Regions from separate parts of the Homo sapiens genome. Here region 1 is linked to region 2. The links are chromatin loops, found by intact Hi-C in ENCODE. Cell type or tissue: PC-3. All regions are shown on one strand. Each heading gives the region's core, and the rest is flanking DNA. Links, peaks and the distances in the headings are about the cores only. Region 1 overlaps LOC414300 (a long non-coding RNA gene). Region 2 overlaps SLC41A2 (solute carrier family 41 member 2).

Evidence for each region. Peaks named below come from ENCODE experiments on the same cell type or tissue, not always from the same donor. Only the 100,000 strongest peaks of a DNase experiment are listed, where the experiment ranks them.
Region 1: a loop joins it to region 2, with 5 times the contacts of the local background. A loop is called at or near these places in 2 of 110 quality-filtered maps.

The regions. Positions count from the first base shown.
Region 1 is chr12:105,096,615-105,103,098 of GRCh38, forward strand. It overlaps LOC414300 (a long non-coding RNA gene), which reads right to left. Exons shown (of 2, transcript NR_121211.1): 2 at 5,858-6,106. Among named protein-coding and RNA genes, the nearest start is that of WASHC4, 7.9 kb to the right of the region's middle. In PC-3, for the core only: a CTCF peak has its summit at 4,591 (motif pointing left); a DNase peak (open chromatin) is centred at 4,157.
Region 2 is chr12:104,874,978-104,878,977 of GRCh38, forward strand. The region is part of intron 6 of SLC41A2 (solute carrier family 41 member 2); the gene reads right to left. Among named protein-coding and RNA genes, the nearest start is that of SLC41A2, 81 kb to the right of the region's middle. In PC-3, for the core only: a CTCF peak has its summit at 2,320; a DNase peak (open chromatin) is centred at 2,324.

The sequences.
Region 1 (6,484 bases), core at 2,417-6,416, 220 kb after region 2:
TGAGATGGAGTCTTGCTCTCTTGCCCAGACTGGAGTGTAATGGCACGATCTCGGCTCACAGCAACCTCTATCTCCCAGGTTAAGTGATTCTCCCTCCTTAGCCTCCTGAATAGCTGGGGTTACAGGCACCTGCCATCGTGCCCAGCTAATTTTTGTATTTTTGTAGACATGGGGTTTCACCATGTTGGCCAGGCTGGTCTTGAACTCCTGACCTCAGCTGATCGGTCTGCCTCGGCCTCCCAAAGCATTGGGATTACAGGTGTGAGCCACCATACTCAGCCCATGTTTTCCTTTAAGAACTAAAACAGGCTGGGCACAGTGGCTCACATCTAAAACTCCAGCATTTTGGGAGGCAGAGGCAGGCAGATCACTTGAAGCCAGGGGTTCAAGACCAGCCTGGCCATCATAGCAAAACCCTGTCTCTACTAAAAGTACAAAAAAAATAGCTGGGTGCAGTGGCATGCACCTGTAATACTAACTACTCAGGAGGCTGAGGCAGGAGAATCGCTTGAGCCTGGGAGATGGAGGTTGCAGTGAGCTGAGATTGCACCCACTGCACTCCAGACTGGGCAACAGAGTGAGACTCTGTCTCAAAAAAAGAAAAAAAATTAAAACATAATTTTATCTTATTTTATTTTTTTCAGTTAAAACTTTTTATATTTTAATAGCTTTTGGGGTACAAGTGGTTTTTGGTTACATGGATGAGTTGTATGGTGGTGAAGTCTGAGATTTTACTGCACCTGTCTCCCTAGTAGTATATGTTGTATCCAATATATAGTTTTTATATCTCCCCACTCTCCCCCTTCTGAGTCTCCATAGTTCATTATATCACTTTGTGCATATATGGCCTTTGTGCATCCATAGCTTAGCTCTTGCTTATAAGTGAGAACATAAGATATTGGGTTTTCCATTCCTGAGCTATTTCACTTAGAATAATGGCCTCCAGCTCCATCCAAGTTGCTGCAAAAGACATATTTAGTTCTTTTTATGGCTGAGTCATATTCCATGGTGTATGTATATCACATTTTCTTTATTCACTCATTGGTCGATGGGCACTTAGGTTGGTTCCATGTCTTTGCAATTGTGAATTGTGCTGCAACAAACACATGCGTGCAGATGACTTTTTAACATAACTTATTTTCCTTTGGGCAGATACCCAGGAATGAGATTGCTGAATCGAATGGTAGATCTACTTTTAGTTTTTTAGGAAATCTCCATACTGTTTTCCATAGAGGTTGTACTAATTTACATTCCCACCAGCAGTGTATAAGCATTCCCTTTTCTCCACATCCACACCACCATCTGTTGTTTTTTGACTTTTTAATAATGGCCATTCTTGTAGGAGTAAGGTGGTATCTTATTGTCGTTTTAATTTGCATTTCCCTGATCAGTGATGTTGAGCATTTTTCACGTTTGTTGGCCATTCATATATCTTCTTTTGAGAAATGTCTGTTCATGTCATTTGACCATTTTTTTGATAGGATTATTTGCTTTTTCTCGCTGCTCTGTTTGAGTTCCTTGTAGATTCTGGATATTAGTCCTTTGTCAGATGCATAGTTTGCAAATATTTTTTCCCATTCAGCAGATTTTCTGTAAAACATGATTTTAATGCTGTTTTCACATTTTCATCTGCAAATTTCACCATTCCCATTATTTCTCCTCCCTCCCTCCCTCTCTCTCTCCCTTTCTTTCTTTCCTTCTTTCTTTCTTTCTTCCTCTGAGACAGGGTCTCACTCTGTCATCCAGGCTGGAGCGCAGTGGTGCAATCTTGGCTCACTGGAGCCTTGACCTCCTGGGCTCCAGTTCCCATCTCAGTCTCCCCAGTAGCTGAGACTACAGGAACATGCCATCATTCCCAGCTAATTTTTGTATTTTTTGTAGGGACAGCATTTCGCCATGTTGCCCTGGCTGGTTCGAACACCTGAGCTCAAGCAATCTGCCCACCTTGGCCTCTCAAAGTGCTGGGATTACAGAAGTGAGCCACCATGCCTGGCCATTCCTATCCTTTCTATGTCTATTACATGATTTTCCACTTGGTTATAGATCACATTCTCTTGCTTCTTTGTATGTCTCATAATTTTTAATTGGATATTTGAGTCTTACACTGTTGAGTGCCTAGATTTTGTTATCTTCTTATAAAGCTTTTGGTTAAAACTGTACATTGTATGTAACATATTGTGGCCACTCTGGATTCTATTTTTTTCTTCAGATAATTATTTGACTGGCATTTTTTGTTGTTTGTTTCTTTGAGCCAAGTTCTTTCTCTGTCACCCAGGCTAGAGTGCAGTGGCAGGAGCATGGCTCACTGCAGCTTTGACCTCCTGGATTGAAGCAATTCTCCTGCCTCAGTCTTCTATGTAGCTAGGATCACAGGTGCATACCACCACACCTGGCTACCTGGCTAATTTTTAAAATTTTTTTGTAGAGACGGGGTCTCATTTTGTTGCCCAGTCTGGTCTTTGACTCCTGGGCTCAAGTGATCTTCCCACCTCTGCTCCCAAAGTGCTGAGATTACTGGTGTGAACCACCATGCCTGTTTGACTATTTGTTTTTAAATGAAGTAAACTTGCCCTGACTCCCTGTCTCCTTAGTAGAGTGAAGCAGTTTATATTCTGCTTCGTTCTTAGTTTAGTGAAGGATTTGGCCAGTGTTTATACTTAGATTGCGGGGGTTACACCCATCTGCAGTTGCCCTAATTATCAGTCTTTCCTTCTAAATTCTAAACTGCTTTGGCAGCTCTACTTCTATTCGCTGTTACCTCAAATAAGTCTTCAGCTTTCTGCTACCCAAGGTGTACCTCTGTTGGGAAATATATGCATTCAAAAGAGCAGCAAACTCATACACTTCACTGAGTGCAGTTCTGCTTTTCAGGGACTCCTGTTATTTCATCAGGCTGTCTGTATTTTAGTGGTCAGTCAGTGATTTGGGCAGAGTTTACACCCAGATTTTGGATCTCACACATTTTGTAGGTCACTCCCCAAACTGATGACCTCTTCTAACAAACCCTGTACTCAGTTTGCTGACAGTTTGAGCAAGTAAGCCTGCAGTGCTGAGCTTCAGTGGTGAGGGACACCATCAGACAAAAAGCCACAAACTCATAATTCTTATCAGTTGCTGAACAAATTCTCCTGTGGTTTTTACCTGCTTTTATTGTTTTAGATTTTTAAAAAGTCATTTTTAGATATTTTGGCCACTTTTCTTAGTTATTAACTGTAGATGGGTTCACTTGACCACTTTATGCTACCTCCATTATTAGAAGTGTCCTTATCAATTATTTTGACATGAAGATTTTCAAAAATGTCTATGCTTTTAAAAGTAGACTATTTCAACCTACTTTACATAACTTATATAGCAAAACTTTTTTTTCGAGACAGAGTCTCGCTCTGTCCCCAGGCTGGAGTACAATGGCACAATCTTGACTCACTGCAACCTCCGTCTCCCAGGTTCAAGTGATTTTCCTGCTTCAGCCTCCTGAGTAGCTGGGACTACAGGCACGCACCACCACGCCCAGCTAATTTTTGTATTTTTAGTAGAGATGGGGTTTCACCATGTTGGCCAGGATGGTCTCAAACTCTTGACCTCATGATCCACCAGCCTCGGCCTCCCAAAGTGCTGGGATTATAGGCATGAGCTACTGCGTCAAGCCAGCAAAAAATTTTTTTATATTATTTTGCTTTTAGAGTTCAGATAAATCAGCAAACTTCCTACCTTTCCTTCCTTCCTCTTTCTCCTTCTTTCCTTCTTTCTTTCTCTTTTCTTTTTCTTTCTTTCCTTTTTTCTTTTTCTCCTTCCTTCCTCTCTTTCCTTCCTTTTCCTTCCTTCCTCTTTCTTCTTTCGTTCTTTCTTTCTTTCTTTTTTTCCTCTTTTTTTCTTTTTTTTTTCTTTTTTTGACAGGGTCTCACTCTGTTGCCGAGGGTAGAGTACACTGGTGCAATCACAGCTCACTGCATCCTTGAACTCCTGAGCTCGAGCGATCCTCCCGCCTCAGCCTCCTAAGTAGCTGGGGCTATAGGTGCATGCCACCACACCCAGCTAATTAAAACAAATTTTTTTAGAGACCAAGTCTCATTATGTTGCCCAGACTGTTCTTGAACTCCTGGGCTCAAGCTACCCTTTCATTTTAGCTTTCCAAACTGCTAGGATTACAGGAGTGAGTCACCATGCCCAGCTGACAAACTTTTTCTTAAAGGGCCAAGTGACAAATATTTTAGGCTTGTGGGCCATATGATTGCTGCTATAACTACCCAACTGCCATTTTAGTGTGAAGCAGCCATAGATGAAACACAAATGTAAATTATGTTTAATGTAAAATATGTAAATTAATGGGCATGGCTGTAGTCTGATATTTTATTTACAAAAGTAAGTAAAGTTTTACTTTATTTACTGATCTGCTGTCTGTACTTTGCTGACCCCTAAGTTAAAACATCTGAAAAATTTCACTTACCAGACAATTGGGCTCTTTGAAGAGTTTTGGTCACTGTGACATACCAAACAGAGAAAGTCCTGATTAAATACTGGTTGAAGAAATGAACAACTAAAAAAGCCATTTATTACATGATTTCTTTTATCTTTAGATTCCTTAACAAACAGTGCCATCTGTTGAAGAACTATTAGGAAATACTTTTCCTGTAAACTGAGTATTTACTACAGAGCACTTGAAAAAAATGACAATTATTGGTTCACTCATTCAACAAATACATGTTTATCATCTATGTACCTAGCATTATACTTGGCACTGAACTGTATCAAAGAGATAAGGTTTAGATGTTTATAGAGCATACAGACAAGTGGGAGACTATATTATTGTAAGCACAATTGGAAGCTGCTGGGGTAGTATTTCCTGCACCCCATCACATACATACATACATACATACATACATACATACATATATATATATATCACATTTTAAAAAATCCATTCATTCCTCTATGGACATTTGGACTGCTTCTGCCTCTTGGCTATTGTGATTAATGCTGCAGTGAATATGAGTGTGCAAATATCTCCTTGAGATCCTGCTTTCCATGTTTCTTGTTTGTTTTTTTGAGACAGAGTTTCGCTCTTGTTGCCCAGGCTGCAGTGCAATGGCGTGGTCTCCAATCACTGCAACTTCTGCCTCCTAGGTTCAAGCAATTTTCCTGCCTCAGTCTCCCGAGTAGCTGGAATTACAGGTGTGTACCACCACACCTGGCTAATTTTTCCATTTTAAGTAGAGACGGGATTTCACCATGTTGGCCAGGCTGGTCTCAAACTCCTGACCTCAACTGATCCACCCACCTTGGCCTCCCAAAGTGCTGGAATTACAGGCATGAGCCACCATGCCCAGCCTGTTTTTAGATATATACCCAGGAGAGGGATTGTTGGATCATACTGTAATTCTATGTTTGGTTTTTAAGGAACCTCCATACTGTTTTTCATACCAACTGCATCATCTTACAGTCCCACCAGCAGTGCACAAGCGTTCCAATTTCTCCACATCCTTGCCAATACTTGTTATTTTTTGTTTTATTGATAGTGGCCATCCTAATGGGTGTGAGGTAATACCTCATTGTGATTTTGATTTGCACTTCTCTAACAGTGATGTTGAACATCTTTTCATATGCTTCTTGGCCATTTGTATATCTTCTTTGGAGAAATGTCTATTCAGATCCTTTGCCCAATTTTTAAATTGTTTTGTTGTTGTTGAGTTGTAAGAGTTCTCTACATATTGTGGAAATCAATCCCTTATCAGACATATGATTTGCAATTGTTTTCTCCCATTCCATAGCTTGCTTTTTCACTGTGTTGATTATTTACTTTAACATGCAGAAGTTTTTAAGTTTGATGTTATCCAATTTTTCCATTTTTGCTTTTTTTGCTAAAATCCTTTTTGAAGGCATTGGAGACCCAGGACAGTGAGGATTCGAGGAACTGAAATTCAGGAGAGATGATCCAAAAAGTTGAGCTTGACATTTGGCACCACATTTCACCTCAAGACATCTGCTGATTTGTAATGTGGCAGCTGAGAGTTTATGAGGCTGGGGAGCCGAAAGCAGTAGCTGAGAGGTGGAAAAGCTGATCAGGTTTGGCAGGCTCTGCCAAGCTCTCCTGCAAAGCTATACCCTAGGACTGAGGTGATAACAGAAATAGATGAGCTCTCACAAAGACAGAAACCCAGTTTCTAATCAGAACAGTCCTAGACTGGGTTAAAGTAATCTGTCCCTACACTAATGGCCTTCCAGAAAATATAGTAATCCCCTCTGAAGAAAGATGACATCATTCAGAGGCTTAACTTATGTTTACAATTTTTCATACATAAAGGTCAAGATGCACTAAAAAAATTATCAGCTATACCAGGAAATAAGGCCAAATGATGGAAAACCAAGAGAAAAAGAAACAAAACATAACAAAAAAAAACATCACCAGACAACAGAAAAGAGACCCTCAGGAAATCCAGATATTGGAGTTATCAGAAAGTACTTCAGGCGGCCGGGCGCGGTGGCTCAC
Region 2 (4,000 bases), core at 1-4,000:
TTTCCATTTATTTGTGTCTTCTTCAATTTATTTCATTAATGTTTAATCATTTTTATTGTAGAGATATTTCACCTCCTTTGTTAAAGTTATTTCTAGATATTTTATTTAACACAGTGTGCTATATTACACTGATTGATCTGTGTATGTTAAACCATACTTGCATCCCTGGGATGAATCCCACTTGGTCATGATGTATAATATTCTTTATGTATTGTTGAATTCAGTTTGCTAGTATTTTATTGAAGATTTTTGCAGCTGTGTTCATCAGAAATATTAGCCTATAGTTTTCATTTATTTTGTTGTCGTTGTTGTTTAGGTCATTTTTGTCTTTGCTTTTGTTTTAGAGATGGGGTCTCACTATGTTGCCCAGGCAGGACTCCAACTCCCAGGCTCAAGTGATCCTCTCACCTCAGCCTCCAGAGTAGCTGGAACTACTGGTATGTGCCACCACACCTCACTAGTTTTGTTTTCTTGTGGTGTCTTTGTCTGGAAAATTGGTATCAGGTGATGGTGACCTTATAAAATGAGTCTGGGCTGGGTGCAGTGGCTCACACCTGTAATCCCAGTAACTCAGGAGGCTGAGGCAGAAGGACTGTTTGAGACTATGAGTTTGACACCAGACTAGACAACATAGTGAGACCCTGTCTCCAACAAAATATTTAAAAATTAGCCAGGCATGGTTATATGCACTTGTAGTTCCTGATACTTGGGAGGCTGAGGTGGGAGGACTGCTTGAGCCAAGGAGTTCAAGGCTGCAGTGAGCTATAATCATGCCACTGCACTCCAGCTTGGGTAACAGAGCAAGACCCCCATCTCTGAAAATAAAACTAAAAATAAAAATAAATGAGTTTGGAAGTATTTCCTCTAGTTCTATGTTTTTGGAAGATAAGGATTGGTACTATTTGAATGTTTGGTAGAATTCAGCCATGAAGCCATTTGGTTCTGGGCTTTTCTTTGTTGGGAGGATTTTAATTACTACTTTAATAACTATTTGTTATTGGTCTGTTCAGGCTTTCTATTTGTTCCTCATTCAATTCTGGCAGGTATATGTTTCTAAGAATTTATCCATTTCCTCTAGGTTATCTAATTTGTTGGCTTAAAATTGTTCAATCGTCTCTAGTGATCTTTTTTATTTCTGAGGTCTCCACTTTTATTTCTGATTTTTTAATTTCAGTCTTCTCTTTTTTTTTCTTAGTCTAGCTAAGGCTTTGTCACTCTTATATGTTAGAAGAGCCAACTAAGTTTTGTTAATGTATTTTTCTATTCTCTATTTGATTTATTTCTGCTCTGGTCTTTATTAACTCCTTCCTTCTGCTAACTTTGGGTTTACTTTATTCTTTTTTTCCTAGTTCCTTGAGGTGTAACATTAGCTTGTTTATTGGAGATCTTTCTTCTTTCTAAATGCAGGTGTTTATCGCTATAAACTTCCCTCTTAGAACTGCTTTTGCTGTGTCCCTTAGGTTTTGGTATGTTGTGTTTCCATTTTCATTTGTCTCAATATATTTTTTTAATTTCCTTTTGGATTTCTTCTTTGACCTCTTGGTTGTTCAGGAGCATGATGTTTAATTTCCACATGTTTTTGAATTTTCCAGTTTTTTTCCTATTATTGATTCCTAGTTTCATACCACTGTGATCATCAAAGATACTTGATATGATTTCAGTCTCTTAAATTTCAATCTTCTCAAAGTCTTCTTTGTTAAGACTTGTTTTGTGGCCTAATATATGATCTATCCTGGATAATGTTCCACGTGCACTTGAAAAGAATGTGTATTCCGCTGCTGTTGGATGGAATGTTTTGTACATATCTGCTAGATTCATTTGGTCTAAAGTGTAGTTCAAGTCCAATGCTTCCTAATTGATTTTCTGTCTGGATGATCTCTCCAGTGTTGAAAGTGGGGTACTGAAGTCCCCTACTACTATTGTCTTACTGTCTATTTCCCCCTTCATATCTGTTAACAATTGATCATATATATATTTAGGTGCTCTGATATTATGTGCATATATATTTACAATTGTTATATCTTCTTGATGAATTGAGACCATAAGACTTTTCTTAATGTCCAGTTCTTTGAGCACTATATAATACATGGCCTCTATAACTAAAGCCTACTGCTATCATAAAATCCTCTTTTTATCTCTAAAGACTGCTAAGTGTTTTCAAAATAGTTCAGGAAATAAACTTGAACTATAAGTTTATCAGGAAATAAACCTGAAGCTTCTCAGCAGGATGAATGGAGTCTTGGAATTTAAATGTGCCTGTTCCTAATCTTTGTATTCAGAATAAAAATATTAGGCATCCAACTGCTGATCTTAGGAGGCCCCCTAGTGCGCACAGAGCAGACACTTTAGCAATCTGAACACAGACACTTTAGAAATACCTTTAACAAATTAACTATGGGATTGATCTGTAACACAAAAAATATATTTTTAGGAGAATCAATGATACAGAAAAAATGTAAAAGACTATTTTAGTTAATTCATCTTGAATTACTTTGAGCCAACTTTCAGAAGACAAAGATTAGAAAATCCTAAGCAATATTTAATAATATTATTTTTCAAAATCATGATCTGTGATAGTAACATTCCATTTTACTTTTTTTATTTCTTGATCCAGTCAAATTATGTATGCATCACTATATAACATTCGAAATACCGAAAGCTTTAGATGGCAACACATTATGATTAAGTCTTTTATAAGGAGAGTTTATCCCTTGTATAATTTAAAAAAATAAAATTTCAGGTGGGGCGTGGTGGCTCACGCCTGTAATCCTAGCACTTTGGGAGGCCGAGGCAGGCAGATTCCCTGAGCTCAGGAGTTTGAGACCAGTCTGGGCAACACAGTGAAACCCCGTCTCTACTAAAAATACAAAAAATTAGCCGGGCATGGTAGCGTGTGCTTGTAGTAGCTGTAGTCCCAGCTACTCAGGAGGCTGAGGCACGACCATCACTTGAACCCCGGAGGCAGAGGTCTCAGTGAGCCAAGATCGTACCACTGCACTCCAGCCTGGATGACAGAGCAAGACTCTGTCTCAAAAAATTAATTAATTAATTAATTAATTAAATAAAATTGTAAAGGTCAGTGTGCATTATTTTCCTCAATAGTTGTTTATCTTCTGGAATCTCATAGTACTTAATTCTGTAACATTATAACAATTGCCATGTTTATCATGATAACATTCTTCAACGGCATTCTCTTTCTTACTTTCTTACCACTGTCTTTAACTGAGGAGATATCTGGTATTTGCAAGCAGCTGAAAAATGTGTTATAAATGACTTAATGGTAATTTAAATATCCAAATCTGCAAATAATATACCTGTATTTTATATATATATATATATATATATATATACATTTTTTAAGTTCTAGGGTACTTGTGCACAACGTGCAGGTTTGTTACATACGTATACATGTGCCATGTTGCTGTGCTGCACCCATTAACTCATCATTAACATTAGGTATTTCTCCCAATGCTATCCCTCCCCCGTCCCCCCACCCCACCACAGGCCCTGGTGTGTGATGTTCTCCACCCTGTCTCCAGGTATTCTCATTGTTCAACTCCCACCTATGAGTGAGAACATGCAGTGTTTGGTTTTCTGTCCATGCAACAGTTTGCTCAGAATGATGGTTTCCAGCTTCATCAATGTCCCTACAAAGGATGTGGGCTCATGCTTTTTTATGGCTGCATAGTATTCCATGGTGTATATGTGCCATATTTTCTTAATCCAGTCTATCATTGTTGGACATTTGGCTTGGTTCCAAGTCTTTGCTATTGTGAAAAGCGCTGCAATAAACATACGTGTGCATATGTCTTTATAGCAGCATGATTTATAATCCTTTGGGTATATACCCAGTAATGGGATCGCTGGGTCAAATGGTATTTCTAGTTCTAGATCCTTGAGGAATCGCCACACTGTCTTCCACAATGGTTGAACTAGTTTACACTCCCACCAACAGTGTAAAAGTGTTCCTATTTCTCCACATCCTCTCCAGCACCTGTTG